Linked DNA regions of Homo sapiens: regions 2, 3 and 4 are each linked to region 1. A link is an interaction called in ENCODE POLR2A ChIA-PET data of the cell type or tissue named here. Cell type or tissue: HepG2. All regions are shown on one strand. Links, peaks and the distances in the headings refer to the core of each region. The heading gives the core; the rest is flanking DNA.

The links. Peaks named below come from ENCODE experiments on the same cell type or tissue, not always from the same donor. Only the 100,000 strongest peaks of a DNase experiment are listed, where the experiment ranks them.
Region 2: POLR2A ChIA-PET joins it to region 1 with 10 read pairs; 23 of 35 experiments call an interaction of 5 or more read pairs at or near these places.
Region 3: POLR2A ChIA-PET joins it to region 1 with 10 read pairs; 5 of 35 experiments call an interaction of 5 or more read pairs at or near these places.
Region 4: POLR2A ChIA-PET joins it to region 1 with 10 read pairs; 4 of 35 experiments call an interaction of 5 or more read pairs at or near these places.

Annotation. Positions count from the first base shown.
Region 1 is chr17:39,196,632-39,204,573 of GRCh38, forward strand. RPL19 (ribosomal protein L19) reads left to right here and starts at 3,652. Exons shown (of 6, transcript NM_000981.4): 1 at 3,652-3,718; 2 at 4,582-4,688; 3 at 5,686-5,808; 4 at 6,358-6,478; 5 at 7,446-7,556; 6 at 7,894-7,942. The coding sequence starts at 3,714. LOC124903996 (a long non-coding RNA gene) reads right to left here and starts at 4,583. Exons shown (of 2, transcript XR_007065745.1): 1 at 4,274-4,583; 2 at 3,524-4,167. It overlaps CACNB1 (calcium voltage-gated channel auxiliary subunit beta 1), which reads right to left and starts at 1,038. Exons shown (of 14, transcript NM_000723.5): 1 at 781-1,038. The coding sequence starts at 864. RefSeq lists silencers at 236-365, 796-1,195, 1,206-1,335, 7,571-7,771. In HepG2, for the core only: no CTCF peak of the experiment used is centred there; a DNase peak (open chromatin) is centred at 3,400; H3K4me3 peaks cover 2,789 bases.
Region 2 is chr17:39,447,435-39,455,376 of GRCh38, forward strand. MED1 (mediator complex subunit 1) reads right to left here and starts at 3,829. Exons shown (of 17, transcript NM_004774.4): 1 at 3,604-3,829; 2 at 364-470. The coding sequence starts at 3,628. In HepG2, for the core only: no CTCF peak of the experiment used is centred there; DNase peaks (open chromatin) are centred at 2,827, 3,887 and 5,787; H3K4me3 peaks cover 3,415 bases.
Region 3 is chr17:39,094,712-39,101,111 of GRCh38, forward strand. The region is part of intron 7 of PLXDC1 (plexin domain containing 1); the gene reads right to left. Among named protein-coding and RNA genes, the nearest start is that of PLXDC1, 54 kb to the right of the region's middle. RefSeq lists an enhancer at 4,236-4,837. In HepG2, for the core only: no CTCF peak of the experiment used is centred there; no DNase peak of the experiment used is centred there; H3K27me3 peaks cover 2,502 bases.
Region 4 is chr17:38,554,870-38,562,811 of GRCh38, forward strand. It overlaps SRCIN1 (SRC kinase signaling inhibitor 1), which reads right to left. Exons shown (of 19, transcript NM_025248.3): 7 at 6,594-7,459; 8 at 5,464-5,556; 9 at 5,185-5,228; 10 at 4,716-4,903; 11 at 3,358-3,533. Among named protein-coding and RNA genes, the nearest start is that of SRCIN1, 47 kb to the right of the region's middle. RefSeq lists enhancers at 6,201-6,754, 7,308-7,860, 7,861-7,942. In HepG2, for the core only: CTCF peaks have their summits at 3,419 (motif pointing right) and 4,771; DNase peaks (open chromatin) are centred at 3,432 and 4,702; H3K4me3 peaks cover 2,206 bases.

The DNA of each region.
Region 1 (7,942 bases), core at 1,850-5,849:
CCCAAGAATGCCACTTCCTGGGAGTAACCAGGGGTGTAGGAAAAGTGTGCGGGTGGGGATGGAGAAGTAGACCCCTCCCCCAGGTAAAACAGCTTCCCCCCCTCCTATGAGTTGGCATCCATCCAACTTTCCAAACTTTGGAGGCGTTTTTGGGGCGGGGGTGGGGGTGGGGTAAGTCAACGTGGGTGTGGGGGGAGGGGAGCAGGTCCGACATAGAGATGGAGCCCAGGTGGCTGGGAGGGGACCTCGACCGGGGTTGGCTCTTTCCCCACCCTCGAGAACCAGTGTCTGCGGCTTTGAAGGCCTGTTGGCATTTGGCACCGCCCTCTGACCATCGCCTCGGCCACCTCCTCGTGCCACCCCCGCCCCACCCACACCCGCCTGGCGCCCCCGAGCGTGCTCTGCGTCGCCCCCCTTGCCTGGCTCGCTTTCTAGCCTCTTTCAACCTCCCCTTCTCAAGGCCCAGATCCCCCTCCACCAGCACCCCCACGCTCAGCCCACTGAAGCTGGTGCCCAAGCGGCAGGAACCTTGACGCGGGGGAGATAAGGAGGCGAGGGTGACAGGCAGCCCACCCGCCCCCTCCCCGCTCCGCAGCATCGCCACCCAGCCCCAGGCCCAGCGCCCATCAATCACAACCTGCAAGGATGGGGGGCGCGCAGGCATCCCTCTCTCCTCCGCGCCCGGCATATAACCCCTTCCTCTCCCGCGCCTCTCGAGCCGACCTTAACACGGTCCGCGGGAGCGACCCCCTCCCGTTGGGCCGGGCCACCACGCCTCACCTGCGGGCTGGGGTCGAAGACCTCCATGGGGATCTCCTGGGAGGGTGGGTAAGGGCCCCGGGACATGCTGGTCTTCTGGACCATGGAGAGGAGCCTCCCCTCCCGCCGCCGGCCCGGCCCAGCCGGGCTCCCTCAGCGCATGGGAGAGGCCGTGGGAGCCGAAAGCAGCGCGGCGCAGCCAGCACCCGGTCCAGCCACCCAGCTCGGCCTTCGGCTGCCTCCTTCCTGCCTTCCCTCGCTCCTCCCGCTCTCTCCACTGCCGCCGCCGCCTCCCCCGTAGGCTCAGCATCTCCCCGCGCCCCTCCCTCGCTCCCTCCCTCCGCCCGCCCGGCCCCGCCCCTCGCAGCCCCTCCGCCGGCTCGGCGCACACAATGGGCGTGCGGCAGCAGGGAGGCAAGCCCCTCTCGGCTCTAGGTGGCCGCAGGTGGGCCTCTGACTGGCCGTGGGGTGCAGGCGGCCCGCTGGGGCGGGAAGGCAGAAACTAGGCGTGGAACTTGGGGGAGGGGTGGGGGGGCGGTCTACCAGTGGATGCCGAGCGCTGATGGGGATTGGCATGGCTGGCACCACCCCCCTTTTGTCCCAAACCTCTCTTCCTGCGGGTCCCCCCAACCCACTCCTGTTTGGACCACCGGAACTTCCCGGTCCCGGTGATCCTGGGACCTGGCTTTAACTCCTTTCTCCCCAGTGTGGGGCCCAGGCTGCCTCAAACCAAACAGAAAAGCCTCTCCCTCCAACATGGCTCTGGGGCTGCCGGTGGGAGGCTGAGGCTGAGATGGGGAGGGTGTCCAATAGAGACAGCAAAATAAATCCCAGGGGTCCAGGAGTTCTGCCCTAATCAGTCACTAGGATACACCGCCCCCCCAACCCCTGTTCTTCCAAAAGGCCAGGAATGGGGCTGGGTGAGGTCCCTGCTCTTGGATGAGAAAAGAGGAAGAAATATGGAGCTGAGAGAGGAGAAGCTGGTAAAATCAGATCTCATGACCTTTGACCTAGAATTGCGCCACCTTTACCCCTGATTTAGGGAGAAACATCCAAGATCTGGATGCCACCCACCATGACTGGTGGAGAGAAGAGGAATAGGAGATTCTGGGCAATAGACTCTGGCGCCAATTTGGCTCAGGCTGTTTCTGGTTGTATAGCCCCGGACAAATCACCTCTCTGAGCATCAGTTTCCTCCTCTCCTATAAAATGGGGTTGCTGGTACTGTGGAGTCTGTGTCACCTGGTATTATTGGGAGGATGAGGGAGAATTAAATGAATTGCTGGGGTGTTTGGAGAAGCTGTAAGTTTCAATGAAGGGGTCACTCATGACAGGAGGACCCATTCCCTTCCTACTCCACCCCTTCTCCTGCTCCACAGAAAGGAGAGATGGAGAAGACCCTCTCCAGGTCAAGTGACCTTACAATAAGGCCACCACCTTGCTGTGTTCCGCAGGACAGGAGACTATGGGACTCCTCCTCCTCACCCAACTCTAATAGCAAGTGAATGGTCAGTCTGTCATTCCTCTGATCACAACACCTTGGGGAAGGCGGAGCAGTGAGTGAAGATGAAGCCCATTAGAAACGTTCCAGGAGAGTTCCAACCCTGAGCAGGGTTTCCACCTGCCCCTTGGAGACAAGAAAGGCTGGCATAACCGCAAAAGTATGGGCTTTGCAATCAGAAATATCTGTGTTCTGAATCTGTTACCTTAGCTGTAAAATGAGGGCAACGCTAATCGTGTTGTTGTGAGGAAGTAGCATAAATGTTGCTTCCCTTTCTCTCTCTTCTACTTTCTCAGCCAGGAAAGTTGAGATGAAACGGATAGGGTGATCAGCAGGAACCAATCATGAGTTGGAGCCTCAATTCAGATGTAGACTTCTTAAACCCCAGAATGTTCTTCTTGGATTTTTACATTGGGTGTTCCAGATCAGAAGAAAAGGACTGCTTTTTTTTTTTTTTTGAGACGGAGTCTCACTCTGTTGCCCAGGCTGGAGTGCAGTGGCGCAATCTCGGCTCACTGCAACCTCCGCCTCCTGGGTTCAAGCGATTCTCCTGCCTCAGCCTCCCCAGTAGCTGGAATTACAAGCACGCGCCGCTACGCCCGGCTAATTTTTGTATTTTTAGTGGAGACAGGGTTTCACCATGTTGGCCAGGCTGGTCTCGAACTCCTGACCTCAAGTGATCCGCCTGCCTTGGCCTCCCAAAGTGCTGGGATTACAGGCATGAGCCATCGAGCCCAACCCAATTTTTTTTTTTTTTAATTTTACTTTCTGCAATCATTCATCCATTCAGCCAGTGCGGTATTTCTGAGGTGTGTTCGATCGCGGATCCATGCCTGCCGCAGTACAGTTGTGAGCCAAATGAGACTGAGACTAGTTCCCGCCCTCCAAGAGCTTGCAAGACCCGCAGTGGCGTAAAAACACTAACATCTTTTAGTGATCGATTCTGCACTCCAGGGGTTTTCAATCTACTACAAGAGTGAATAAGAGTTCGCCTTTGTCTGATATCTGTTGTCATTCTCTCTCGCTTCTTTAACTGATTTTTTCTCAGCTAATAAAACATCCACCCACAACCCCCCGAACGCCCGCAAACACCAGGCCACTCTAGCAAAACCTCTCTCACTCCGCCTGCGCAATCCAGCTGACTTCCGGTTACAGATAACCACGTGATTGGGAACCCTTGCTGCGCATGTCTAGTAGGAAGTCGGACTATACCACTTTCCCTACGGAAGGGGTACTTTTTTATGTTTTTAAGTTTAAAACCGATTTCTGATATTTGACTTTTATCATTTCAGGCCTATATGGAGGCTATGAGTGAGTTTAGTGTGGCAGAAGATGAAAGAACCGGACAGGAATACGGACGAAATTGGAGCAGGGTTTGGGCTCTCCCCTTCGCAGATAATGGGAGGAGCCGGGCCCGAGCGAGCTCTTTCCTTTCGCTGCTGCGGCCGCAGCCATGAGGTGAGGGCGAGCTGGTCTCCATCAGGCGCTGACGCGTGTCGACAAGGGACTGTCGGTCTTGGGACCGCAGCTGGGGTTGGGGGAGATGAAATGGAGGCCGCCCTAAAGCGGCCGGTCCCGGGGTTTGGGGTAGGCCGGAGCACTTTCGTCCCGGGCCTCCGGAGTGAGGGGGGGCGGGGAGCGTCGCAGCAACTGAGACCAGGAAAAGTCTGCCCCGGCTGGTGCCGCACCGCACACGTGTCCGGTCGACCCACGCGAGCAGAGCAAACGGAGCGAACAAGACCAAGCCGTGGGCCCTTTCTTGCTTGGCACACCCGGAGCGGAGCCGATCTCTGCTTTCACGTGATGTAGGGCAAGCCTAGTGTAGGCCCCAGGCCTCCGACTGCCGAGAGAGGTGATCTCTAACTCTTGACTCCATTCACTCCTTTGGCCTCTCATAAAGGAAATCTCTGCGAATAGCCGAACGAGGCTTGTTACTGTGATAAAACAGGGAAATAAGCCCAGAAAACAGAGTAACTTGCCTGCATTCCTAGACTAGAAATCAGGTCTACTCACCTCGAATATTCTTTAAACGCTGAGTACCAGAAATGGCATAACCCCCCTATTCAATCCAATAAGTCCTTGGCTTGACTTTCCAGAGGAGAAATGCGAACATGAGGCTCCGAGAGGTGAAGGCATAGCGTGGGTTTTGAAGTCTTAAACCCAAGGGGGCCAGCTGCATAGCCCAGAGCCTTAAAGATGATTTAGGGAAGAGTCTTATTTCGCGGCTGTGGTGTGGGTCACAAAGGGCAGGTCTTGATGGGGACGTTCATTCTTGCCCAGGATTGGCTTTCAGAGTCTAATCATGTTTTCTGTGTGTCTAGTATGCTCAGGCTTCAGAAGAGGCTCGCCTCTAGTGTCCTCCGCTGTGGCAAGAAGAAGGTCTGGTTAGACCCCAATGAGACCAATGAAATCGCCAATGCCAACTCCCGTGAGTACCTGGGATCTGTCTCTTCACCCTACTTCCTTCTTTTCTCCTGCGTCAGATTAATGATAACACAATTGTGTTGACTTTTTTTTTTTTTTTTAGACAGTCTTGCTCTGTTGTCCAGGCTGGAGTGTAGTGGTGCCATCTGATCATTGCAACCCCTGCTCCCAGGCTCAAGTGATTCTCCCACCTCAGCCTCCTGAGTAGCTGGGATTAGAGGTGTGCACCACCACACCCAGCTAATTTACTCTTTATATTTTATTTTATTTTTTTTGGGACAGAGTCTCACTTTGTCACCCAGACTGGAGTGCAGTGGTAGGATCTCAGCTCACCGCAACCTCTGCCTCCCAGGTTCAAGCGATTCTCCTTCCTCAGCCTCCCAAGTAGCTGGGACTAAGGCACGTGCCACCACACCCAGCTAATTTTTGTATCTTTAGTAGAGATGGGGTTTCATCATGTTGGTCAGGCTGGTCTCAAACTCCTGACCTCAGGTCATCCATCCACCTCAGCCTCCCAGAGTGCTGGGATTATCGACGTGAGCCACCACACCTAGCCTGGGTTGACTTGTTACAAACCTAGGAAAGTTCATTCAGAGTGTCTATAAAATGGAGGAGTCATTGTATCAGGCTTGTTCTTTTGAGTGTGCTTTCATATATTTAAAATGTAGAAATGGCCAGGCATGGTGGCAGGCATCTTTAATCCCAGCTACTTGGTAAGCTGAGGCAGGAGGATCATGAGCCCAGAAATTCAAGACCGGCCTGGGCAACATAGGGAGACTGTCTCAAAGACAAAGGGTATTTCTCACAACCTCTGTTTGTGAAGGAAAAAGAAAAGATAGAGGTTTTTTGGGTTTTTGAAGGCAAGAAATAAGTTCCAGTGTTTCCATCCTTTTTGAGACCGTGGGGCCAAGAATGTGAGCAGTGTCTCTGGCCTGGCCTATTTGGACTCTGTGATGTGCTTGGGCCCCAGTTGACTGACCAGGTGCATTATGCTTTCCCAGGTCAGCAGATCCGGAAGCTCATCAAAGATGGGCTGATCATCCGCAAGCCTGTGACGGTCCATTCCCGGGCTCGATGCCGGAAAAACACCTTGGCCCGCCGGAAGGGCAGGCACATGGGCATAGGTAAGTGTGGTCATCTTCTCCTTAAGAAATGATAGGTGCTGGCATCTATGCTGAAATATATTCAGGATCTAAGCACTCTGTCTCATCTTGAGCCTGTTTCTTACTCCTTGATATTTGATGTGTTTTCTGCCTGTGTGCAAATCAGAAAGTTGGTGCTGGTATTGGAATTGAGAGTATCCCTGGTAGGAGGTCACATTTACTAAGTCCCTACCTACACTATGCCAAGGATTCTGTACTTTCTAGTTTCAGAATGATCGAAGGAAGCTCCTTACAACGTGCTGTGTTGCCTTGGTGCACTGCCTGTTACACCCACATTCTGCATGAAGTGAATGGGGAATTATTGCTGTATTTGTGCTTCCTTTAAAATTGAGTAAACGAAAGAACTTACGTAGTTGGGATCATCATCTGGAAAATGGAAGTAATGCTACTTAAAATGAGGTTGTGAGGATTAAATGAGTTAAGGACCCTGACTTGAAACTATATTCACTTGGTGTACTTATACACAGTGGGCCTGGGTAGTGGCCCGTTCCTAACTCATCTTCTCCACAGGTAAGCGGAAGGGTACAGCCAATGCCCGAATGCCAGAGAAGGTCACATGGATGAGGAGAATGAGGATTTTGCGCCGGCTGCTCAGAAGATACCGTGAATCTAAGAAGATCGATCGCCACATGTAAGCACACCCTCTTGGGCCCAGTACCCATTTGCTGCTTTGATGGCTAGTTCATTTCCCAGAGATTTTTTTTTTTTTTTTTTTTTTTTTGAGATGGAGTCTTGCTCTGTCACCCAGGCTGGAGTGCAGTGGCGCGATCTCAGCTCACTACAACCTCTACCTCCCAGGTTCAAGTTATTCTCCTGCCTCAGCCTCTTGAGTAGCTGGGACTACAGGCATGTGCCACCATACCTGGCTAATTTTTTGCATTTTTAGTAGAGACGGGGTTTCACTGTGTTAGCCAGGATGGTCTCGATCTCCTGGCCTTGTGATCCGCCCGCCTTGGCCTCCCAAAGTGCTGGGGTTATAGGCATGAGCCACCACGCGTGGCCCACAGAGATCTGTCTTACTGGCCTTGGGTAGGGAGCTTTTTTTTTTTGGAGACAGAGTCTCGCTCTGTCACCCAGGATGGAATGCAGTGGCACGATCTTGGTTCACTGCAATCTGCTTTCGAGGTTCAAGCACTTCACCTGCCTCACCGTCTCAAGTACCTGGGATTACAGGCATGTACTACCACGCCTGGCTAATTTTTGTATTTTTAGTAGAGATGTGGTTTCACCGTTGGCCAGGCTGGTCTCGAACTCCTGGCCTCAAGTGATCCGCCCGCCTCAGCCTCTCAAAGTGCTCAGATTACAGGCCTGAGCCACCACGCCCAGCCATGGGTAGGGAGCCTTTCTAAGAAAGTTTTTCTATTCTGGTCTTTCTTTTTTTCCCTGTATGTCATCAGGATAGCCCAACAGTTTATTTGCCAGGCAAGTTCTATCTAGGAACTGCACACAAAAAAGTCATGGTTTAGGAAGTAATTCATGCAGCAATAGGAGAAAAGAAAGGAAGCTACAAGCTTAGTGACCTTGGGTGGAGGAACAGCTCACAAGGCAGCCTCTGATCCATCACCAACCAGCATCTCTTCACTCCGTGTACCCTGCAGGTATCACAGCCTGTACCTGAAGGTGAAGGGGAATGTGTTCAAAAACAAGCGGATTCTCATGGAACACATCCACAAGCTGAAGGCAGACAAGGCCCGCAAGAAGCTCCTGGCGTAAGTTTCTTTTCAGAGTCTTAGGGGAACATTCTTAGACCTTTGAGAGTTGTTCTTAGATACTTAAAATGTGCCAATGCCTAAGTCTTGACTTGCACGTAGTCTGTCTTAGGAATACAGCTGTTCCCTTAGAGGCACCCACTCCTCTGTCCTGTACACACCCACTCTTCCTGTCTCGTAGGGACTAGAGGTTAGTTGAAGCAGGAGCCTTTGGTGGGCCCAGCAACTCATTCCAGAAGCTGACTAGGCTCAAAGGGAGAGGTCTGGGGATGTGCTTCTGTCTCCCTAGCATCTCATCTCTTCCCAAACTGACCCGTCTTTTCTCTTCCCTGACCAGTGACCAGGCTGAGGCCCGCAGGTCTAAGACCAAGGAAGCACGCAAGCGC
Region 2 (7,942 bases), core at 2,272-6,271, 250 kb after region 1:
AGTATTAAATATATTATTAAATATGTTGTATAAAATTACCTTCAGGCTATATCTATAAGGTGTTTATGAAACATAAATAAATTATGTGTTTAGACTTGGGTCCCATCCCCAAGATATCTCATTATATATTTGCAAATATTCCAAAATCCAAAACAATCCAAAATCTAAAACACTTCCGGTCCCAAGCATTTCATATAAGGGATATTCAACCTGTAGTATAGATACAATAGACTCCTAAAGTTGAAACCACCATGTATTCAGATGTTTTATGAAGATAGTATGAACACATCTACATGGGGAGCTTAGCGTATTAAGAATAATTATCTAAGCAAAACACTTTACCCACTTCACCACAATCCTTACCATGACTTGACGCACAAGCTTAATGGTTTCACTCCAGGGTCTATTTTGGTTAAATTTTGCATGGAGCCGTTCCAGGAGAGAACTCATCTTACTCAGCTTTTCTGACTCTATGATTTAAATCAGAAAACGTTATCAGTAACTGTTCTATCAAGACCATCCACAGTTTTCCTTGCAAAATAAATTCCCACACTTCATCACAGTAAGAATTCAGTTAAAATATTTTCCAAAATCATTTTACTTCAAAACATCCAAAGAAGACATTTTTAATGGCAAGATGACACACAAGTTATGGGTCTGATGTAAGGAATACCATACCACTGGACTGTTATCTATCCACCTTTTTTTTTTTTTTTTTAAAGACTAAGTTTCACTCTTGATGACCAGGCTGGAGTGTCAAACCCTGTCTCTACCGAAAATACAAAATTAGCCAGATGTGGTGGTGCATGCCTGTAATCCCAGCTACTTGGGAGGCTAAGGGAGGAGAATTGCTTGAATCCAGGAGGCAGAGGTTGCAGTGAGCCGAGATCACACTATTGCACTCCAGCATGGGCAACAGAGCGAAACACTGTCTCAAAAAAAAAAAGAAAGAAAAAAATTAGCCAAGCCTCCTGGCATGTGCCTGTAGTCAGTCCCCAGCTACTCTGGAGGCTGAGGCAGAAGGATCACCTCAGCCTGGGAGGTCGAAGCTTCAGTGATGAGCCTTGATCACACCACTTACTCCATCCTAGGCAACAGAGGGAGACATTGTGTCAAAAAAAAAAAAAAAAAAGTTATTGAACTGGGCTAGAGAGGAAAATTTAAAAAAAAGAAAAAAAATAAATGAAAATGCTGGCTGGGCGGAGTGGCTCACGCCTGTAATCCCAGCACTTTGGGAGGCCAAGGCGGGTGGATCACCTGAGGTTGGGAATTCGAGACCAGCCTGACCAACACGGAGAAACCCCATCTCTACTAAAAATACAAAATTAGCCGGGCTTGGTGGTACATGCCTGTAATCCCAGCTACTCGGAAGGCTGAGGCAGGAGAATCACTTGAACCCAGGAGGCGGAGGTTGCAGTGAGCCCAGATTGCGCCACTGCACTCCAACCTGGGCAACAAGAGCAAAACTCTGTCTCAAATAAATAAATAAATAAATGAAAATGCTAAAAAGACAGCAATGAACAAACTAGACAAAAACTCCTACTTCATGAAGTTTCCATTTTTACACTTGTTGTCTCCTTGCACCCAAGGAGTACATCTTTCTTTTCTTTTTTTTTTTTAAGACAGAGTATCACTCTGTAGCCCCAGCTTGAGTGCACTGGCACAATCAAGGCCTATTGCAGCCTCAACCTCCCATGCTCCAGGATCAAGTGATCCTCCCAGCTCAGCCTTCAGAGTAGCTGAGACTATAGCTAATTTTCCCTTGAAACAGGGTCTCGCTCTGTCGCCCAGGTTACAGTGCAGTGGCATGATTCTGGCTCACTGGAGCCTTGACCTACAGGATTCAGGTAATCCTCCCACCTCAGCCTCCCAAGTAGCTGGGACTACTGGCTTGTGCCACCATGCCTAGCTAATTTTTGTATCTGTTGTAGAGACAGGCTTTTGCCAGGTTGTCTAGGCTGGTCTCCAACTTGTGGGCTCAAGTGATTCGCCCGCTTCGGCCTCCCAAGGTGCTGGGATTACAGCCTTGAGCCACTACCTGGAGCTAATTTTTTATTTTATTTATTTTCAATTTTTTTTCTTTTTTTTTTTTTTTGAGACGGAGTTTTGCTCTTGTTGCCCAGACTGGAGTCCAGTGGCACTATCTTGGCTCACTGCAACCTCCACCTCCCGGGTTTGGGTGATTCTCCTGCCTCAGCCTACCAAGTAGCTGGGATTGCAGGCATGCCACTGTGCCTGGCTAATTTTGTATTTTTAGTAGAGAAAGGGTTTCACCATGTTAGCCAGTCTGGTCTTGAACTCCTAACCTCAGGTGATCCGCCCACCTCAGCCTCCCAAAGTGCTGGGATTACAGGAGTGAGCCACCACACCCGGCCTTTTTTTTTTTTTTTTTTTTTTGAGACGAAGTTTCGCTCTTGTAGCCCAGGTAGGAATGCAATGGCGCAGTCTTGGCTCACCACAACCTCCACCTCCTGGGTTGAAGCAATCCTCCCACCTCAGCCTCCCAGGTAGCTGGGATTACAGGCATTCACCACCACGCCCGGCTAATTTTGTATTTCTAGTAGAGACGGGTTTTCTCCATGTTGGTCAGGCTGGTCTCGATCTCCCAACCTCAGGTGATCCACCCGCCTCAACCTCCCAAAGTGCTGGGATTACACGCGTGAGCCACAGTGCCCGGCAATTTTTTTATTTTTTTTGTAGAGACAGGGCCTCAGTATGTTGCCCAGGCTGGTCGCGAACTCCTGGGCTCCAGGGATCCTCCAGCCGCAGCCTCCCAAAGCGCTGGGATTACAGGTGTGAGTCACTGCTCCCGGCCTCACCTTTCGACCTCTGCTCCAAAACACACTCTTTGTTTTTCTTGAGAAACCTGCTGATAAATATCTGTACTTCGATGCTCCAACACTTTTTGAGCGACTATTACGTGCCAGAAACTATACAAAAATAATCAGGCAAGGACTCTAATCTGCAAAGCTCAGAGGAAACTGGAGAAGATAAACAATAACACAGTTCACTGTATCAACAGAACTATGCCCAAAATGCTAAGGCAGCATCTTAGCCGGAGTGTGGAACTTTAGAAAATCTTAGTAAAGTTCCACAGAAAAGTTGTTTTTCTGCAGTTCGTAGTTCGGTCAATAAAAGAACGAAATTCAGCGCACTTTAAAAATACACAATGGCACAGGATCTGAACACTTGACATTGTAGAGAACTGCTGGCTGCTAATAAATATAAGGACCTAATCATTTCATTGATGCCAAAATAGTCTCCAGTACGTTTACACACAGCCCTAAATTTATTCAGGCGTCTCTTCTGGAACGAGATGTAAGCTGATTTTGTATTCATTTGCCCCGTCTCCCACCACTTTAGGCCAAAAGTGCCCTAGTCGAGCATGAAATCTTCACAGAAGTTGAGAGTCCCCATCGCCCTAAAGTCGAAGCTCTATAATCACCAAGGAGGGTATAGTGACAATCTAAAACTAATACACATTCCCTCTCCTGGACTCTATGCCCCTAAAGTGGCCCCCATGGGACATCTGCAAGAACCTCCTCTCACAAACTGGCTCCCCCAGTTGTGTCCCGCCCCCTCCTTTCCCCTACAGTCACTTACCCTCGGTTTCCCCCTGAGCTTTCATCCTGAAGGCGAGGAGAAGCTAGATCCGCCACAAAAGGATAAGCCCTTCCCCACCACTAACGGAGGAAACAAGTTGGCTCGGGATCCCGGGACGCAGGGCACCAGCAGTCCCTACTCTTCCCGGGAAGGATCAATCTGAAGTCCCCGGCGGCAAGAAGAGAAGGGTGCTCGAGGCCGCCGCCATCTTCCCCAACGGAACTTCCCAAAATTCGCGAGATAAACCGTGGTCCTGCCAGAGAGAGGAAGAGGACAGGGCATCGAAATCTCGCGAATATTGGTCAATGCGTCGGCCTCGCGAGATTTCTTTCAGCGCAGTCTTCCCTTTGATCTGAGCTGTCTCAGGCCTCGCGCCGCTGGATATTAAACCTGCCGGCCGGTAGCTTTCGGCTCCCCTGCGGAAACCGCCATTTTTTTTTTATTTTAGCAGTTAAACAGCTCGCAAATTAAAATCTCCAGATCCCTGTACTGAAAGACTAGCTTTTCTTTTTTTTTTAATTTTTTTTTTTTTTTTTTTGAGATGGAGTCTTGCTCTTGTCGCCCAGGCTGGAGTGCAATGGCACGATGTCGGCTCACTGCAACCTCCGCCTCCCGGGTTCAAGCGATTCTCCTGCCTCAGCCTCCCGAGTAGCTGGGATTACAGGCACCCGCCACCACGCCCAGCTATTTTTAGTAGAGACGGGGTTTCGCCGTGTTGGCCAGGCTGGTCTCGAACTCCTGACCTCGCTGTCCGCCCGCCTCGGCCTCCCAAAGTGCTGGGATTACAGGCATGAGCCACCACACCCGGCCATGACTAGATTTTCAAAGGCTATTGGTATCAGGAGTGTCTTATGAAAGATAAGTTTAACCTGAGATACTAGATGCAATAATTACATCCTAAGAAAGATAGTGGCGCATTGTAACATGACGTTCAAAGCGAGCCTATAGCACAGTTAATTCCCCTTTTCTCATTTTTTTAGTTTCAAAACTATTTCTGGCTAGGCGCAGTGGCTCATGCCTGTAATCCCAGCACTTTGGGAGGCCAAGGTAGGTGGATCATCAGGTCAGGAGTTTGAGACCAGCCTGGCTAACATGGTAAAACTCCGTCTCTACGAAAAATACAAAAATTAGCCAGGTGTGGTGGTGCGCTCCTGTAATCCCAGCTACTCGGGAGGCTGAAGCAGGAGAATCTCTGGAACCCGTGAAGCGAAAGTTGCAGTGAGCAGAGATCGCGTCACTGCACTCCAACCTGGGTGACAGAGTGAGACTGTCTCAAAAAGAAAAAACTGTATCCTTTACTATCCTCAAACTAAGTGTTCTTCACTTAGTAAGCATCTGTGGAGTCCTAATATGTGTATATTTGGAGCTGCTAATACAAACATGAAAACACGGCTGGTCGCGGAGCTACTCAGGAGGCTGAAGCAGGAGAAGCGCTTGAACCTGGGAGGCAGAGGTTGCAGTGAGCCGAGATCATGCTACTGCACTCCAGCCTGGGTGGCAGAGCAAGACTCTGTCTCAGACAAATAAACAAACATGAAAACACAACCCTAGCGCTTGATAGGCTAATCTTATTTAGAGTTCCGAAAATATGATTGGTCACTATAATCATAGGGGCTCAAAATTTTTTCATTAATTATTATGCCCTAAGTACCAATGCCAGATACCCAACTACACTTTATCATGGAAACTCTATACAAATAAAAAAAAAAGTCTGTACTAAGTGTTGCTAGGAAATTTTTAACTTTATAAAGCTTATAAATAAACTTTACTAACTTCTGGTTACAGAATGGAATGAGAAGTTATCATTTGTCATCTGAAAATGCAGATGAGAGACACCATTGGAAAAGTTCTACTCTAGAAGATAAGAGAGCAATGTCCTTTGGGAGGCTGAGGCAGGTACTTGAGATCAGGAGGTCGAGACCAGCCTGGCCAAAATGGTGAAACCCCATTTCTACTAAAAATACAAAAAATTAGCCGGGTGTGGTGACACATGCCTGTAATCCCAGCTACTGGGGAGGCTGAGGCAGGAGAATCGCTTCAATCCGGGAAGTGGAGGTTGCAGTGAGCCAAGATCGTGTCATCGCACTCCAGTCTGGGCAATAAGAGCAAGACGGAGTCTGAAAAAAAAAAAGAAAGCCATGTCATTAAACAAGAAAAGTATTCAAGGTACATATAGGAACAGTATACATAGGAAAATGGGTACAATGGGCAAATTGTAAGTGACTAAGCTTTGAAGGAGGCGCCAAAGGACTCTTTTTTTTTTTTTTTTTTTTTTTTTTTTTTTGAGACAGTGTCTCGCTCTGTCGCCAAGGCTGGAGTGCAGTGGCACAATCTCGGCTCACTGCAACCCCCGCCTCCTGGGTTCAAGCAATTCTTCTGCCTCAGCCTCCCAAGTAGCTGGGACTACAGGTGTATGCCACACCACCCAGCTAATTTTTTTGTATTTTAGTAGAGACAGAGTTTCACTATGTTGCCCAGGCTGGTCTCGAACTTGAGCTCAGGCAATCCACCCACGTTGGCCTCCCAAAGTGTTACGATTACAGGCATGAGCCACTGTGCCCGGCCCAGAGGACTCTAAACCTAAAATCTAAACTAACAAATTGGTTTGTTGGGGAAAAAGAGCTATTGAAACTTTAGTTAAATATTTCTTCTTGTGTACAGCCTAAATGGAAACTTTCTGACTTGTTTTAGTAGATTTGCAGGCTAAGTATTGCCATCACCTGACTGATCACTTGGGGTTCACAGAGTTGCCCTGACTCTCTGCCCTTGAAGGTTATGCAAATAAAGCAAATGGAGCAGTCCTGGAATTTCTGAGTTCAAAGTTTTTCTGTATAATGAAGCAACCCTTATTTTACAAAAGCACAGATTGGATCAATACCTGCAGTTTACAGTAGATATTGTATTTTAAAATTTAGATACAGCCTGAGATTTTCTGCTGCAGAATTTTATTCACCAAAAAGAGGAATACCATGTTAGGGAGATTATCTAAAAGAAAGAGAGAGAGAGAAAGAAAGGAAAAGAAGGAAGGAAGGGAGGGAGGGAGGAAGGAAGGGTAGTTCAATACAAAGTACTGGTTTAGTATGTAGAAGTGAGGTGTCCCGGCTCCAGGCACTTTCTACACTTAAGTGTCAACATGGTCCAATCTAACTCCTTCTCAGTGTCAGTTTAACCTATATTAGATGTCGATAATAAGTGGCTCACGCCTATAATCCCAGCCCTTTGGGAGGCTGAGGTGGGTGGATCACTTAAGGTCAGGAGTTCGAGAACAGCCTAGCCAACATGGCCAAAGTCTGTCTCTACTAATAATACAAAATACAAAATAATACAAAAAAATTAGCCGGGCATGGTGGCGCATGCCTGTAATCCCAGCTATTTGGGAGGCTGAGGCAGGAGAATTGCTTGAACCTGGGAGGTGGAGGTTGCAGTGAGCCAAGATCCTGCCAGTGCACTCCAGCCTAGGCCACAGATTGAAACTGTTCTCAATAAGCATAATAATAATAATAGGCCTGGTGCGGTGTGGTGGCTCATGCCTGTAATCGTGCCACTGCACTCCAGCCTGGGCGACAGAGGGAGACTTAGTCTCAAAAAAAAAAATAAAAATAGTAATAAAAATAACATAATTTCATTAGTTTATTTATTCAATTGAAATTTATTGACGGGATTAAAAGAGTTCCGTGAAAAATTTTAAAGTGCTATAGAAATTCAAGATATTATAAGTTCAAAGTTTCAGGGATAAAGCTTCATTCTTTCATTAGTTACTGGTCTCTAATTGGCTTCAAGAGGCAGTAACAGATAATTTTGAAAGGTTCAGCCAGGTGCAGTGGCTCACGCCTGTAATACAAACACTTTGGGAGGCCGGGGCGAGCAGATCACGAGGTCAGGAGATCAAGACCATCCTGGCCAACACAGTGAAACCCGGTCTCTACTACAAATACAAAAAATTAGCCGGGCATGGTGGCAGGCACCCGTAATCCCAGCCATTTGGGAGGCTGAGATAGGAGAATGGTGTGAATCCGGGAGGCGGAGCTTGCAGTGAGCCGAGATCGAGGCGAAGCTTGCAGCGAGACGAGATCGCACCACTGCACTCCAACCTAGGTGACAGAGTGAGACTCCGTCTCAAAAAAAGAAAAAAAGTTTCTGCTGGTGTTTAATCTGGATAATCAATTTAATTCTTCCAGATTTTGACACATCACCGATGCCTTCTGTCGTCTTCACTTTTCCATTCTACTGTGGGTACATCGTGAATTAAAAACTTGATCTCAGCCAGGCACAGTGGCTTGCACCTGTAATCCCAGCACTTTGTGAGGCCAAGGCGGGGGGTGATCACAAGGTCAGGAGT
Region 3 (6,400 bases), core at 381-4,380, 100 kb before region 1:
GGGTTACAAATAGTCATGAAAACCTCAGCAACTTATAACGTCAGCCCACAGCCCAAAGGAAGCACGCCCTCCCTCCCCAGCCCACCACAAATTACTGCCATTCTCAAAAGGACAACCCTGAAAGACCACAGTAAACCAGACATGCCGCCTCCTAAGCTAGATCTCAAAGCGGGAGGAGAGCTGGCTTTCAGGATTTCTCCACCTGCAAGGCTGCAGGGCAGAGCTTTCCCTCATCAGAAGGAAGGGGAAATGGGAGGGACAAAGGGACTCAGGGTGGGGCACAGATAGAGACTCAGACTTTTCAAGGGAACTGAGTTCGAGGATAGAGACACAAGTGGCAGCCAGGGAAGCCAAGTCTCCTAGAAACTTCACACCAGGCTCTAGGGATGGGTTTCCCCACCATCCGGGCTGGGGGGCAGAGTTGGGGATGTGCCCCAAGCATGGGTGCAGCCAGGGATGCCAGCTGTCCTCTGAAAATACAGTCCTTCCAGCGGAGTGGGGGAGGCTGAGTGGTGGCAGAAAGGGGGATGAGGGTGGGGGGTGGAACTATATCTCTAATTGAAACTATTTGCTCACTTCAACTGCCAGCTTGTACTTGTTCGAGTGTGGGTTTGGTAATATTTTTATTTTTTTAATAAAAGAATCCTTACGCCCCGCCCCCCCCCCCCAACCCCCCAAGCCTGGGTTATTTGTTTTGGATTGTTTCACCAACATCTGGAGCTTGCCCAAGACAATGACTTCCATCTCCATGACCAACAGATCCTTTCTGGAACCAAGACGCAGGCTTCCCCAGAGCACCATTTCTGGCAGTTTAAGGTGTTCTGTTTTATCTCTGCTTCCAGGCATCAAAGATTCAGAAATACTCAGGTCCAGACTTGGCAAACACTGCTGCCCAAACAAGAAATGTTTTTGTTTTTTGTCTTTTTTTTTTGGCGGGGGGGTTGTTTTTGTTTTGTTTTGTTTTTGTTTTTGAGACAGGGTCTTGCTCTGTCGCCCAGGCTGGAGTGCAGTGGCACAATCTCAGCTCACTGCAGCCTCCACCTCCCGGGTTCAAGCAATTCTCCTGCCTCAGCCTCCCGAGGAGCTGGGATTACAGGTGCCTGCCACCACACCTGGCTGATTTCTGTATTTTTAGTACAGATGGGGTTTCACCATCTTGGCCAGGCTGGTCTCAAACTCCTGGCCTCAAACGATCCACCCGCCTCGGCCTCTCAAAGTGCTGGGATTACAGGCGTAGCCACCATGCCTGGCCCCAAACAAGTAATGTTAATGGTTCAAGTGAGAGGTTTGCATGTCCCTTTGTGTTTCAATGCCAGATGCCCATGGGAGAGTGCTGGCTTGGCCAGAAGAAGTTAGGAGATGACAGGTCGATCCACAAACTCCCACCTGGAATGGGTGGTTACCGTATAAAAAAATCTAAGAGGTTGGGTTGGGAAAAAGTCTTCATGCATTCTTTTGTTCCTTGGCTCATGTGATTATTCATTCAATAATCACGAGTGGAGCCCCAGCAGGGGACCCTGCCCCACGGGGGAGAAGTAGGGGGGTCCCTCAGCATTGAAGCAAAGCAGAAAAAGGCAGAGAAAGAAGAGGCCAGAAATGACTCAGGGAGCAGAGTAGTGGGAAAAACAGAAGTGAGAAGGGAAAAGAGGGAAGGATGGGCCCCCAGATGGATTAAAAACTTCCAACGAAGGGCACTTTAAAGGATCCTTTATCAGAAAAGGCAAAATTGGCCAGATCCTCAGCTTCTCCCTGCACCCACTTCCTCACGTGGCTGCCCCTAGATCCCTTCTGTAGCCTGCTCTGGGACCCACCCCTCCCTTACCTGCAGCCTGGCAGGAAGGTACACACAGCTCAGGCCCTGACATATATCTGGACTCAAGTCTGCCTCGGAAAGGACAGGAAAGTTCCGGTAAAGGAGGAGGACCAGCATGTTGGGGCCGTCCAAGGCCATTCGGGGCCAGCCAAGGGGCAGGCTACATTCTGGAGCTCTTTGTAAGAAAATCCTCACTAACTGATCCCACTAATTCAGAATCCCTGTCAGTTTCGATGTTGGCAATGCTAAAGTTGCTTTTATACTAACCATGAAATAAAGAGTTTCTTAAGCAAATGAACAGAGGAAATAATATTGACTTCCGGCGGTCTCCCCAGCCACATAGCGGATACACTGTCCTGTGTGTTTTGAGTGCCTCTGCAAACAGATGCTGCTAATTGCACATGACTTTTCTTTTCACCAAAGATGCTTTGCAGACTCTGCTGAAAAGCCTGCGGAAGAGTTTATACGAGGAAGTACTGGTAAGAACTCTTGTGGTTTTCAGCCTCTTCTACCCTCTCCCCCAGGAGTGAGGCTGTGAGGAGTCCTCCCCATTGCACCTCCCATCCCCTTGCCTAGCAGGGGTGGGGAGGAAAGTGTTTAGAACCTGGGGGAGGAGAGTTTTCCCCAGACAGGGTTCAGTGGCTGGGGATTCCTAAATAGTGAGGAATCAAACTCCCCTCCTCACACTGCCCCAGGCAGGGAGCAGTCAAACCTGGGCACAAGGACAGTGACGCCACCCATTCTGTATGATCAGGTGGGCTTGGTCAATAGGATTATCCATGGTGATCATAGGGTCTGCAGACCAGATGGCTCTTCCTGAACTTCTGTTTCCTTTAAGCCATGATCATTTGGGGTTTACTATTACCTGCAGCTCAACCTAATCCAAACAAATTCCCTGCTTGCCGGATTGAATGTGAGACCCAAAGTCATCTGACCCCTTAGCCACATAAAAGCCATTTCTCCCCAGGAGCAGAGGCTGTGGCCCATTTTAAACCCCAATGAGGGCCATGGATACTGTCCCAGAAAAACGCATGGATGTGAACATGTTCCACTTGCATTTCAATACTCCACATACAGGCCTTACACGGTGGCTCACATCTGTAATCCAGTGCTTTGGGAGGCCAAAGCCAGAGCATGGCTTGAGCGTAAGAATTCAATACCACCCTATTTTATTATTTGTCTTTACAAATAATAAATAAATAAATAAATAAATAAATAAATAAATAAATAAGCTGGGCATGGTGGTACACATCTATAGTCTCAGCTACTCAGGAGGCTGAGGCAGGAGGATCGCTTAAGCCCAGAAAGTTGAGGTTGCAGTGAGCTATGATTGTGCTACTGCACTTCGGCCTGAGCGACAGAGCAAGACCCTGTCTATAAAAAAAAAAAAAAAAAAAAGGCCAGGTGCAACGGCTCACGCCTGTAATCCCGGCACTTTGGGAGGCCAAGGTGGGCGGATCACCTGAGGTCAGAGTTCAGGACCAGCCTGGCCAACATGGTGAAACCCCGTCTCTGCTAAAAAATACAAAAATTAGTCAGGCGTGGTGGCGGGCACCTATAATCACAGCTACTCCGGAGGCTGAGGCAGGAGAATTGCTTGAACCCAGGAGGTGGAGGTTGCAGTGAGCCGAGATTGCGCCATTGCACTCCAGCCTGGGCAACAAGAGTGAAACTCCATCTCAAAAAAAAAAAAAAAAAAAAAAAAAATCCGTATACAATTTTAAGATTCCCAGACTTCCTGAATTTTATGCTTGTTCCCGTAAGCTAAAAACCTCTGACAAAAAGGGATGCAATTTCCAAAACACTCAACTCCCAAACTCAAGTGGTGTCAGACCCCTGTTCTCACCTAGAGTCACAATAGAGCAGAGGACAAGGTCTATGCTATGTCCATTCCCTTCAGCGGTGCCCTAACCCCAGCAACTAGGTCCACTTTCTTGTAGTTACTCATTTTCTAAAAATGTTAGTGCCTGCCCACTGGGCTCACTGCTGGGGGCCATAGAGAGCCCCCAAGGAATTCACACCTAGCTGGGGAGGACAATAAGTTCTATGTTAAGAGTATCAGCATTTGTTCTCGCCACCACTAGAAAGAAAAGAAGAAGAAGAAAAAAGTATCAGCGAAGTGCCGGGGGGAAGAAGAGGAAGCCGTGAATTCCACTGCATGGCGGAGTGGTTACTTGCACAGCATCTGACCTGGGCCGCTGGAGAGGGAGAATGGTGCCAAGCAGTAAAAAAGATTGGAGTAAGAGGCGTTTTATACAAGGGGACTGTGTCATACCGATGTGGACAGCCCTTAGCATGTTCAGGGAACCCAGGGGACACAGACCAGAGCTCCCCAGGCAGAGGGCGGTGAGCGGAGGGAGGGTTTGGAAATGCGCCTGCGTGGTTGACTGCACCCAGCTGTGCCCGGCCTTGAATGCCACACTGAGGATTTTGACCTGACCTGTGGGCAGCAAGGAGTCAGAGAGTGATGTGATCGGATCTGATGGTGACAAGGAGGAACAGGAGACAGAGGGAAGGAGGACGAGGCTGGGAGCTGCTGGCAGTGTCTGGGGGTCAGGTGCTGGCTTTCACCTGGCAGGTAGACCCAACACCTCAGCACACAGCACCTGGAGTCAGACTCCAACCGCTCCCACCACCGAGATTTCCTCCTGATCCTGCAGAGCAGACATAGCCTCCCTGCTCTTTCAGGTGGGTTGTGCTTCCCCGCCCCCTTCACCCCTCATCTCTCTGGTTTGCTCTAAAGGGGCTTCTCATTCCAGAATCACAGAGGAGCCTCAGAGGCAGATGCTACCGGGGATCTGACCCCCTCTAATTCACCCTCATTCCACAGCTTGATCAGGCACACGTTTCCTGAGACTCTGCCTGGAAGAAGCCCTTGAGGGAGGTGCAGATGAAACAGACACATCCCTGCCCCGACAGTGGGCTCAGTAATGTACATGGGATGCAGGATAGGGAAGGAAATAAGGCACAGACACCAAGAACAGTCCCAAGAAGCAGCCTGGGGAGTTTGCACACCCCACTCTGTGGGTGTTTGGGGGAGCTGAGGAGGAAAAGATTCCCCTGGGTGGAATGGGAGTGGGTCAGTCTAAGAAAGGCTCAGTGGTGGACTCCAGGATTTAAATGGAGAAGATCTGGACTTGAATTCTTCCTTTCATAGCTGTGTGACCAAGGATAAGTCACTCTACCTCTCTGAACATTTGTGTCCTCATTTAGAAAGGGACAAATGTACAAACTCACAATGTTTGGGGAAGATCCAAGACACTGTCCAGCTTAGTGCATGGGAAAGAGGATTATAATCAGTGTGGTAGGCAGACGCTAGCATGGCCCCCAGAGAGCCTCTACGGTGGCTGCCTGGTATCCACACCCAGGTGCAATCCAGTCCCTGAGCGTAGACTGGATCTGTGACTTGGTTCTAGCCAGCGGAATGTGGCAAAAAAGATAGGATGTTACATCTAAAATTAAGCTATAAAAAGACCCTGGTTTGCGTCTTCCTCGCCCTCTGCTTTTGTCTCGCTTGCCTGCTCTGATGGAAGCCAGCTGCCATATCATGGGGAAGTTTACCAGGCAAGGAGCCAAAGAAGGCCTCCTTGGGGAACTGAATCCTGAATTCTGAATCCTGAATCCTGCCAAACCACATGAAAGCTCTGAAGCCGGTCCCAACCCTCCCCACCTGCCACCCCATCACGGGGGTAACTGTGACCCTGGCTAACACTTTTTTTCTTTTTTTTGAGACAGAGTTTCACTCTTTCACCCAGTGAAATCGTGAGTGAGTGGTGTGAGGAGTGAGGTGGTGCGATCTCAGCTCACTGCAAGCTCCGCCCCTCGGGTTCAAGCGATTCTCCTGCCTCAGCCTCCCAAGTAGCTGGGATTATAGGTACCCATCACCACACCCAGCTAACTTTTGTATTTTTAGTAAGGATGGGGTTTCGACATATTGGCCAGGCTGGTCTCAAACTCCTGACCTCAGGAGATCCCCTGCCTTGGCCTCCCAAAGAACTGAGATTATGGGCGTGAGCCACCGTGCCTGGCCGCTGGCTAACACTTCAGTCGCAGCCTGTGAAAGACCTTGAATGAGAGGTCCTGGCTGAATTGTGCTTTGCTTCCTGATCCATAAAAACTCTGAGATAATATGTTGCAGTTTTAAGCCACTAAATTCTGGAGCAATTTGTTATACAGCTGTAGCTAACTAATGCAACCAGGTGATACGGAGATGATTTAACAACTGGCTCAACACAGGCGTTTACCAACCAGTCAGAGCAGATGCTGCCTGCAGCCATGGAGCCAGGTCCTGGAGCCCAGGCTGTAATACTTGATAGAGGACTGGGAGCGCAGGGGGCTAAGGGGAGGGCAGGAGGGGTCGTGGGAGGTACGAGGGGGCTCAAATCAGCAGCAATTTGCCAACAAGAATGCAAGTATTTCAATATTTTGACAACTGATACAACTGTAGTGGGGTGCACTGACTCTCAGCCCAGGATCTAATATCTAGGGTTGGAAATGGGCCTTAAAGGATAAGGTGATATCCACAGGGCCCCATGGCATGGAGCAAGGGAAGCCACACATTGGAGCTGAAGGAAGAGTTTTCTGCTG
Region 4 (7,942 bases), core at 1,579-5,578, 640 kb before region 1:
ACAACTTTTGAATTTCAGTTCTACCATCCAACAGATTTGCTCCCCCTTAAAGCTCTGTGTCATCAGCAAATCTTATCAGCACGCCTTACACATCTTCATCCAACTAGCAGGTGAAAAGACAGACTGGGTTGAAGTCAAGGGCAAAAGCTTGTGACTCAGCAACACTACCAGTTAAAGAGCTATCCTGTATTACGCACTTACTGTATGCCAGGTGCCACACTCAGGCCTTGGCTTTCATTACTTTAATTAACCCTCAAAACAAATCCTGGAGGTGGGAACAGTTATTATCTCCAGCTTATACACAGACAAACAGTGGCTCAGAGCCTAGACTACACATCCCAGCCTCCCTTGCAATGATAAGTGGCCATTTAACTGAAGTCTACCCAATGGAAGATGAGTGGAAGGGATACATGCTGCTTCCAGACCTGGCTCACAAAAACCTCCCATGTAAGGTCCTCCATGCTCCTTTCTCCTTTTCCATTGGTTGGAAACTCTCTGGGTGATCTTGGAAAACACATGTTGAAGACGGCAGAACCTCCATCAGCCTGGGTCCCTGAATGACTGCATGGAGAAGAGCCACCCGCCTAACCCACCCAATACTGTTCCATGAGAAAGATATGTTTATTACTTTTGAATTATTAAACAATTTGGGAGCTTATTTGTTATAGGAAGCTACCCTAATTAATTAGCTATCCTAAGACTCTGGCATTTTAAAAAAAGGAAAAAAAGATATTCAGATATTCAAAGAGATTAACTAGTTAGTTCAAGGTCATACAGCTATTTTGCAGCAAAGCGGGATCTACTCACATCTGACATCAGCCATTGGTTCTGCTGCATCTCATTTTCACACTAGACCAACATCAGCCACGCTGCCCCCAATCCATACACTGTCCTAGCCCAGCCCTCGCTCTACCACATGGGAAAGAACAATTCCCCTGCTCATATGTGTAACACCTGACTGGTCCAGGCTGTGCCAGTTTTATAAAATGGTCACTCCCAAACATCACTCAGAGGGGGAAGAGACTCTCATGTAAAGGACTCAAATAAGCTTCCAGGAGATGACAACACTGCAATTCTTAGGCAGGAGAGACTAGGCCTCCCTAAGCTCAATCGGCAACTTGATGTTCTGATCACCCAATCTGCCAAAGTTGGGGGGCCTCTAACCTGGGCAAGCTCTGCAAATGAGTCCCAGGCCAGCTAGTCTAGACACTGGATTAAAATGTGGCTAGGCTTTCCAAGCCCAGGTTTAGTCCTGGAGGGGTCAAGAGGGGAGAGTCAAAATGGAACCAGCTAAATAATTTATGGGGCCCAATGCAAAATGAAAATGTTACCTCTAGTTTAAAAATTATTAAGAATTTCAAGATGGCAACAGCAGAGCATTACACCAAGCATGGGGCCCTTCCAAGCATGGGGCTCCGCGTGACCGCACACGTGGCATACCTACAAAGCTGGACCTGGGTTAGGCAAAGGTAGATTCCAGGACCTAAAAGGTCTCAGTCAGCAGAGGCTGCACCTAAAGGCAGTGCCCAGACAGACCTTAAGTGCTGGGCTAGATGGGCAGGTGAGTGAGTCAAGTTGAATGAAACAGAACCAGTTTTAACTTCCAGCAAGTTGCCAGGAAAGAGGAAGTGGTATAGCAAATTGGAGCAAGAGTAAGCGTAAGCTCCTGGAGTAACCACGAGCTACAGCCAGAGTGTGGGGCAGGGGGGCTGCAGGGTTAAAGCCTGGGAAGGCTATGGGAGCTGGGCAGGGAGGGCCTTCATGGCCAGGTTGGAGCCCAGTATCTGCCCAACCCAGAAGAAGCAGGAGTCCCCTTTCAGGAGGATGGAGAATCCTGCCAGAAACAGTAATGCAGGTCCCAAGCTCTCTGAGTAATGGGTTTGATAATGGGGCAGGGGTTGGGGAGTCTGTGTTCCTGGAGAACCAAGGCCTTCAGGGAGCCAAGGACCAAACACTTATAATGACGGTAGCATAAATCTCTCCTTTCGTATCTTCTGGCTCTGTGCTTTTAGATCTCCTTTAATTTTCCTTTAATGTCTCGGTAAAGTTGCTTTTGAAAATTCCAACCCCCCTCCTCTGGGCTGAATGAAAAGGGACAAGGAAAGGATAGAAAATCTGGAGAAATGGAATTCCCTGGGTGAGGAGAGATGACACCTGCCAGTCTGCTTGGAGATCTGGCTGGAGTCCTCACTAAGTTATCACACCTAGAGTGATGGGGTGGCCCCTTACCCTATTTCAGCCACATGGTGTCATGGGAATTGTTGCCTTGGGCCTTGCTAAAATGCACATGTACCACCAGGCTATGTGGGCCTCAGGCTGAGGAGCAGCAACCCATCTCAAGGAGCCCGTCGCAAGAGGCTCATTTATGACTTAGTGAGGAAGCTGGGCTCCAAGGAGCAGCCTCTCCTGGCTCCCGGAGTCACTGGCCAGTACAACTCAACCCCTTGTTGAAAAGAGAGGTGAAAAACTTAATGCTGGGTACAGATGAGGACACTGGGGCACAGAGAGGGGCAGGAACTGCCCTGATCACTCAGCCTCTCAGTGCTGGCACTGGACTCCAGGTCCCCTAGTGCCCTGTGTCACCAAGAGAGGGCCCAAAGGAAGGAGCAGGGCCTCTGTCTCAGATCCTTATCACTGGCGAGGGAAAGCAGGGTGGGTGCTCACTCCCTGAATGGACACTGAAAGGCAGCGTCTCCCTTCAAAGGTGCCAGACAATGGAATGGTTGGCCAGACAGCCATTTGCTAAATTTGGATCAGAAGACTGTCTTCTGTTAACCCCTCCATGCCTAAGCATGCGGAGGCACAGTGTTCGCGATTCCTCCTTCCTTCTGAAAACACTACAGCCCTGTTCCAGCTGCACTAGGAAGGAAGGTGGGTTTTCCTTGGCTATATCTGGACTCAGAGATCAGGGAATCGGATCTCCAATGATGGCTGGTCAGCGCCAGGCTGGAGCAGTGACGGCACCTGAACGCTGCACCTGAACTCACTACCCAAGGGTCACTTTGCACGGGTCACAGGCCAAAATGAAAGTAGGCAGAGGGCAGAGGGAAATCAGGCAGCTGGCCACATGACAGTGAAGCTGCAGGCCACAGGAAGCCTGAGTGTGGATCATTATGAAGCAAGACCATAGCAAAAGCAGGCATCAAGCCAGAAAAAAGAAATCAGGAATAATGCCAGCCGGTCAAAAGTTTGTGGGTCACAGTGAAATCAGGCCAGAGGAGAATGAAATCAGGCTTCAGAACAGACCAACGCCACCTGTGACTCAGAGGGAAGGGAGCTGCGCCTCCCAGGGAAACCAGGTTGCGGGTCACTCCAGCCGCACCCCCACCCCTCCCTCCGCCGCGGGCCCAGCCTCACTTGAGCTGCTGGGTAATAAGCTCCTCGTCGTTGAGATAGCGCAGCCGTTCCTCTTCCACCAGGGTGCGCTGCCGCTGCAGCGGGTCCTCCTGCCGCCGCGCCGCCTCCGACACGCGCATGCTCAGCTCTGCCTCCGTGCGCTTCAGCAGCGCGCGCACCGACTCCTGGTTCTGTAGCTGCGGGACGCACGGACGGATGGACCCGGGTGGGGGGAGCGGAGCCGCGAGGCAGGGGAAGGGCCGGGAGAAGGCGGGTAGAGGACTGCCCAATCCAGGGCGGGGCTCTGCAGAAGAAGCGGCTGCTTGGCTCCGCCTCAGGCAGCAGCGAAGGGGTGGGATGGCGAAGGGCAGGGGCGGGATGGCGAAGGGCAGGGGCAGAGGGCTAAGTTCTGGGGAAGAACAGAGGCAGGAGGAGAACGGATGGGGATCGTGGAGAGGGGAGCGTTAAAATGGGCCATGCAAAGGGGGAGCTGCATGGCTGTGGCCGCGAGCAGGGGTGGTATTGCAGGGGGAGGAGGGCAAGGTTAAGTTCTGGGGAATATGAGGCAGGAGAAGGGGTTGGGAATATTTGCGGGACAGGGTGTAGCCCTATGTAGGTCCCTGCCGACAGTGCGGCCGCATGGCTATGGCTTCCATCATCCCGGAATGGGGACGGGACTGGAATGAAGGACTCAAGCGCTGGCATTTGATAGAGCTTCTATGGCTGGGACAGGAAGACTAAGTTGATGATCGATCCAACCCTGTTCCAAGCCTGAATGGCGGGGGTGGGCAAGATCTTACCCGTTGCCCAGATGGCAATTCTCTGCCCCCTCCCCAGCCTGTCTCTGCTAATTATCCTCACCTGACGGCCCCTGGGCCTGCTTGAGGAGCGGACTCGGCGATGCCAAGCTCCTGACAGGTGGGACCATCTGCCAAGCAGGGCCGGGGAGACTGTTGGGGCTCAGGAGGGAGGAGCTGAGAGGACTTGGGGGAAGGGCTCTCGCTGACTCAGGGAAAGGGATGCAGGGCAGGAAGGAACTGGAACTGCCCCGAGGGATACTGACGACGGAGGGGCTCAGTGGGTGACTGGGGCTCCAGGAGGGCGATGGGGACTCAGGGAAGGAGAAGGAGGGCTCAATGAGGGGGTCACGGGCGAGGGATAAGGCCTTGGTGAGGAAGTGGAGGTTCAGCGAGGGAGCGGAAGCTCAAGAAAGGGGAAGGGGAGAAAGGGTTCGGAGAGAGGCCAGTGAGCGGCGAAGGACTCGGGCGTGGAAGCTCTGGGAAAAGGATGAGGTAGTAGGGGATGGGGCGGGACTTGCGGCAAGGGACTTCTACCAGTAGGTGGGCGTTGGTGGGGCGGGGCCCAGGACGGGGCGGTACCTGGAGCTTGCGCAACTGCTGGAGCTGGCCGCGCAAGTCACTGGCGCTGTTCTGCAGGCCTCGCAGGTGAAGCTGCATCTGCAGCCGGCTAACGGCGGTAGGCTGACCTGCGGGGGTGCTGCTGGCCGAGGGCGGGGGCGGGCCGGACACCGGGGTGGCCCCGCTGCTCCGGCCGCCTGACCCACAGGCTGCAGAGGACCACGAGGATGGGAGAAAGTGAACAAACTGTGAGCCTGGGAAGGACTGGGCTGGGACAAAGTCCTCCCTACTCTCCGACCCCACACAGTAGCCAGAGAAGCCCGTGGCTCTACCTGCCCCAAGTGGTCAGCCCTAACGGTGGGGACCAAAGTGCCAGGAAAAAGACCTCTTGGGCTAAGGCCAGTGATGTAGCTATTGCTTAATCCCCACTTTATAGATTAGAAAACAGGCTCGGAGAGAACAAGGATGGGGGAGGGGGAGGTTCACTCACGTGCTGAGGGGGTGGCTGCTCCATTGGAGCCTTCAATCTTCTCGCTGTGGCACAGGGAAAAAAGCCATCAGGGGGTCCAGGCCAGCCCCAGACCTTCAGAGCTGGGTGGAACCTTGGATGTCATCTCCTCCAGCTCTCCGATCTCAGGATGGAGTCCCAGAGAAGGGAAGGGATTCACCCAGGGTCACCCAGTGAGACACTGGCAGAGCCGATGCCCATTTCCCCTTCCTCCTGCTCCACCCCTAGGCCCTGGCAGTGGTGTTGGGAGAGGGGCCTCACCTGGGGGTCTCAGGCTCAGAGCCTCGCAGTAAGGCGCTCTGCACCAGGCCTGTGAGGCTGGCAATCTGCTTCTCCATGGCCTCCATGCGCTCCCTGGGGAGGAAGGGGGTCTGGGCAACCTCGCCTCTGAGCATAGGGTCTCTCCTGCCCAGCCCCCCATTCCTAAGATTGGTAACCAGAAGAAACACCGTCCCATCCCTGGCTGCCAAAACACAGACAACGCAAAGGGCCCCAATGCCTAAGGATCAAGCCCACAGCCTCCCATCTCACCTTTCATTCCCTCCCTAAAGGCTGCACGCTGATCTCTCCATGCCTGGCAATGCTTTCCCCTGCCTGCTCTGCCTTTCTCCTGACCCCTCCCCCAAACCATTCCACAGACCCCAGGGGCCCCGAGGAACGCCTCCTTCCATACCACCCAAGGGAAGTGGAGGTATGCTGAGTGTCTCCCCACTAGACCAGGACAGGAACTGGGTTTGCTCAGCTTGGCATTGACAGTACCCTGTGCAGCGCCTGCCACACAGGCCACGTAAGAGCTGTGTGAAGGCCAATGGCTTCTCTTCACTGCTCAGCAGCGCTGCCTGAGGGTGCAGATTACCTACTGCCCTGGTTACCTCCTCCAGCCCTGCACCCTTAGGAGGGGACTGAGCGATGGGCAGGGGCTCCTCAGCCTGGAGGCTAGGTACCCGAATGTGCTCCTTTCCTCGTCACCATTTTTCAACAGCACCCTCCTCCCCAGTGGACTTCAGCTGTCCCGGTGCTGGACAGCTCTCACTGCTGCAAACTCTTAAGCTGGAAAGCCACTAAAAGTGGTTCAACCCCTCAATTTTACAGTTGGGGAAACCGAGGCTTAGAAAATGGATGCAAACCCAAGTCTCCAGAGTCCTCGTCTGGGGACCTCTCAACCACCCCCTCCAGTCTTGCGGATGGGAGGAAAATGGCAAGCTGGTCTCTCCAATGCCCTCTCTGCCACATCCAAGATGCTCTCTGGCGACCCTTCAAGACTACTCAAGGTCTCCAAAGGACTCCAGGATCTCAGTCCAGGACACACACCTGCCACGGACTCTGCTGTGAACCCTCTCCGCAGCGCACCCCCCACCCCCAGTCCCTGAGGCCTGGTTAACGTCCCTCACCTGGTCTCCGTGTCCTTGGCTGGCACTGGCGGCCCGAACCCAACCAGCGAGCGTTCCCCAGGCCCAGGGAAGAGCTCCGAAGGGGGAGCTCCGGCCGTCGAGGCGCTCCCCGCGCTGCGGGTCTTCCCTCCAGGACTCTCGGCAAAGACGGACGAGGAGCCCGAGTCCTTGCGGAAGGACTGGCGCACTGGCGAGCCGCGGCTGGGCGGCCCCGAGTAGGGGCTGTGCGGTGGCGGGGGACCTCCGGGGGGTGCTGCCACGTCGGCCAGCTTCTGCGGTGACGAAGGCGGCAGGCGGAAGCCGTAGCCGTCGCCGTACAGCGGGCCGCCGCCGCCCGCCGCCTTGTACAGGGAGTCCTCCAGATCGGACTGCAGCGCGGCGGCCGAGTAGGTGCTGAGCGAGCGCACCGAGCCGCGCTTGTAGAGGCCGCCGGCGCCCGGGTAGGCGAACGGGTCGCCGGCGGCCGCGGCCAGGCTCAGACGGCCCTCGTGCAGCAGCCCGTAGGGGTCAGCATAGAGGCCCTCGCCTTTCACCAGCACCATGCCGCCCGCCTTGCTCGCCAGGTCCTCGTCCGGCTTCACGTCGCGCCGCTCCAGGATGGCGCTGGGGCTGGGGCTGACGCCCTGGGCGGCCGGGGCGCCTCCCAGCCTCTCGGCCGCGTGGTGCACCGGGCTGCCGGCGTACGAAGGCGGGCGCCCCCCGGCGTACGATAGGCGCGAACGCGACGGCGAACCGGACTGCAGCCCGGACGGCAGCCCCGACGGCAGCCCGGGCGGCGGCGAGCCGGATGCCAGGTGCGGCGCTGGTGACAGGTTGTTGAGGCGCCGCGTGGGCGAGGACTCCCGCGATGCGTACACCATCTCTCTCTGCGCAGAAGACAGCCCGGAACCCCACGGGGCTGGTCACCAAGGACACCCCTGTCCCTTGCTTGAGGAGCCAGCATCTCCTCCCTGACGCTTAGGAAGTCCCTTCTGCTCTCTGCCCTCCCTCCATCCTGCTGCGTCTAGGGTCCCTTTCCCATCAGGGTTCCTAGCATGGAGGAAAAGGTGGCCGATGAAGAGGCACCAGAGGGGTAACCCTCAGCTCAGCTACCGTGAGGGGTGGGAAGTAGAAGGGGAAGGGGTGGCTCCGGCTCCTGAGAGAGGGCTTAGAATATCTGGAGGCAAGTTAGCAAAATCCCGAGTGGACAGGCCCGGAATGGAGGGGAAAGTGGCAGGTGGGACAGGGGCTCTTCCCTAACCCCTCAGCCCCTATGCTGTCTTCTCCAAAGCTGGCCCTGGTTCCAGATGACAACTGCCCAGACCCTGCTCCCCTGGACCCCATGTGCCCAGCCTCCCCAATGCCCTGGG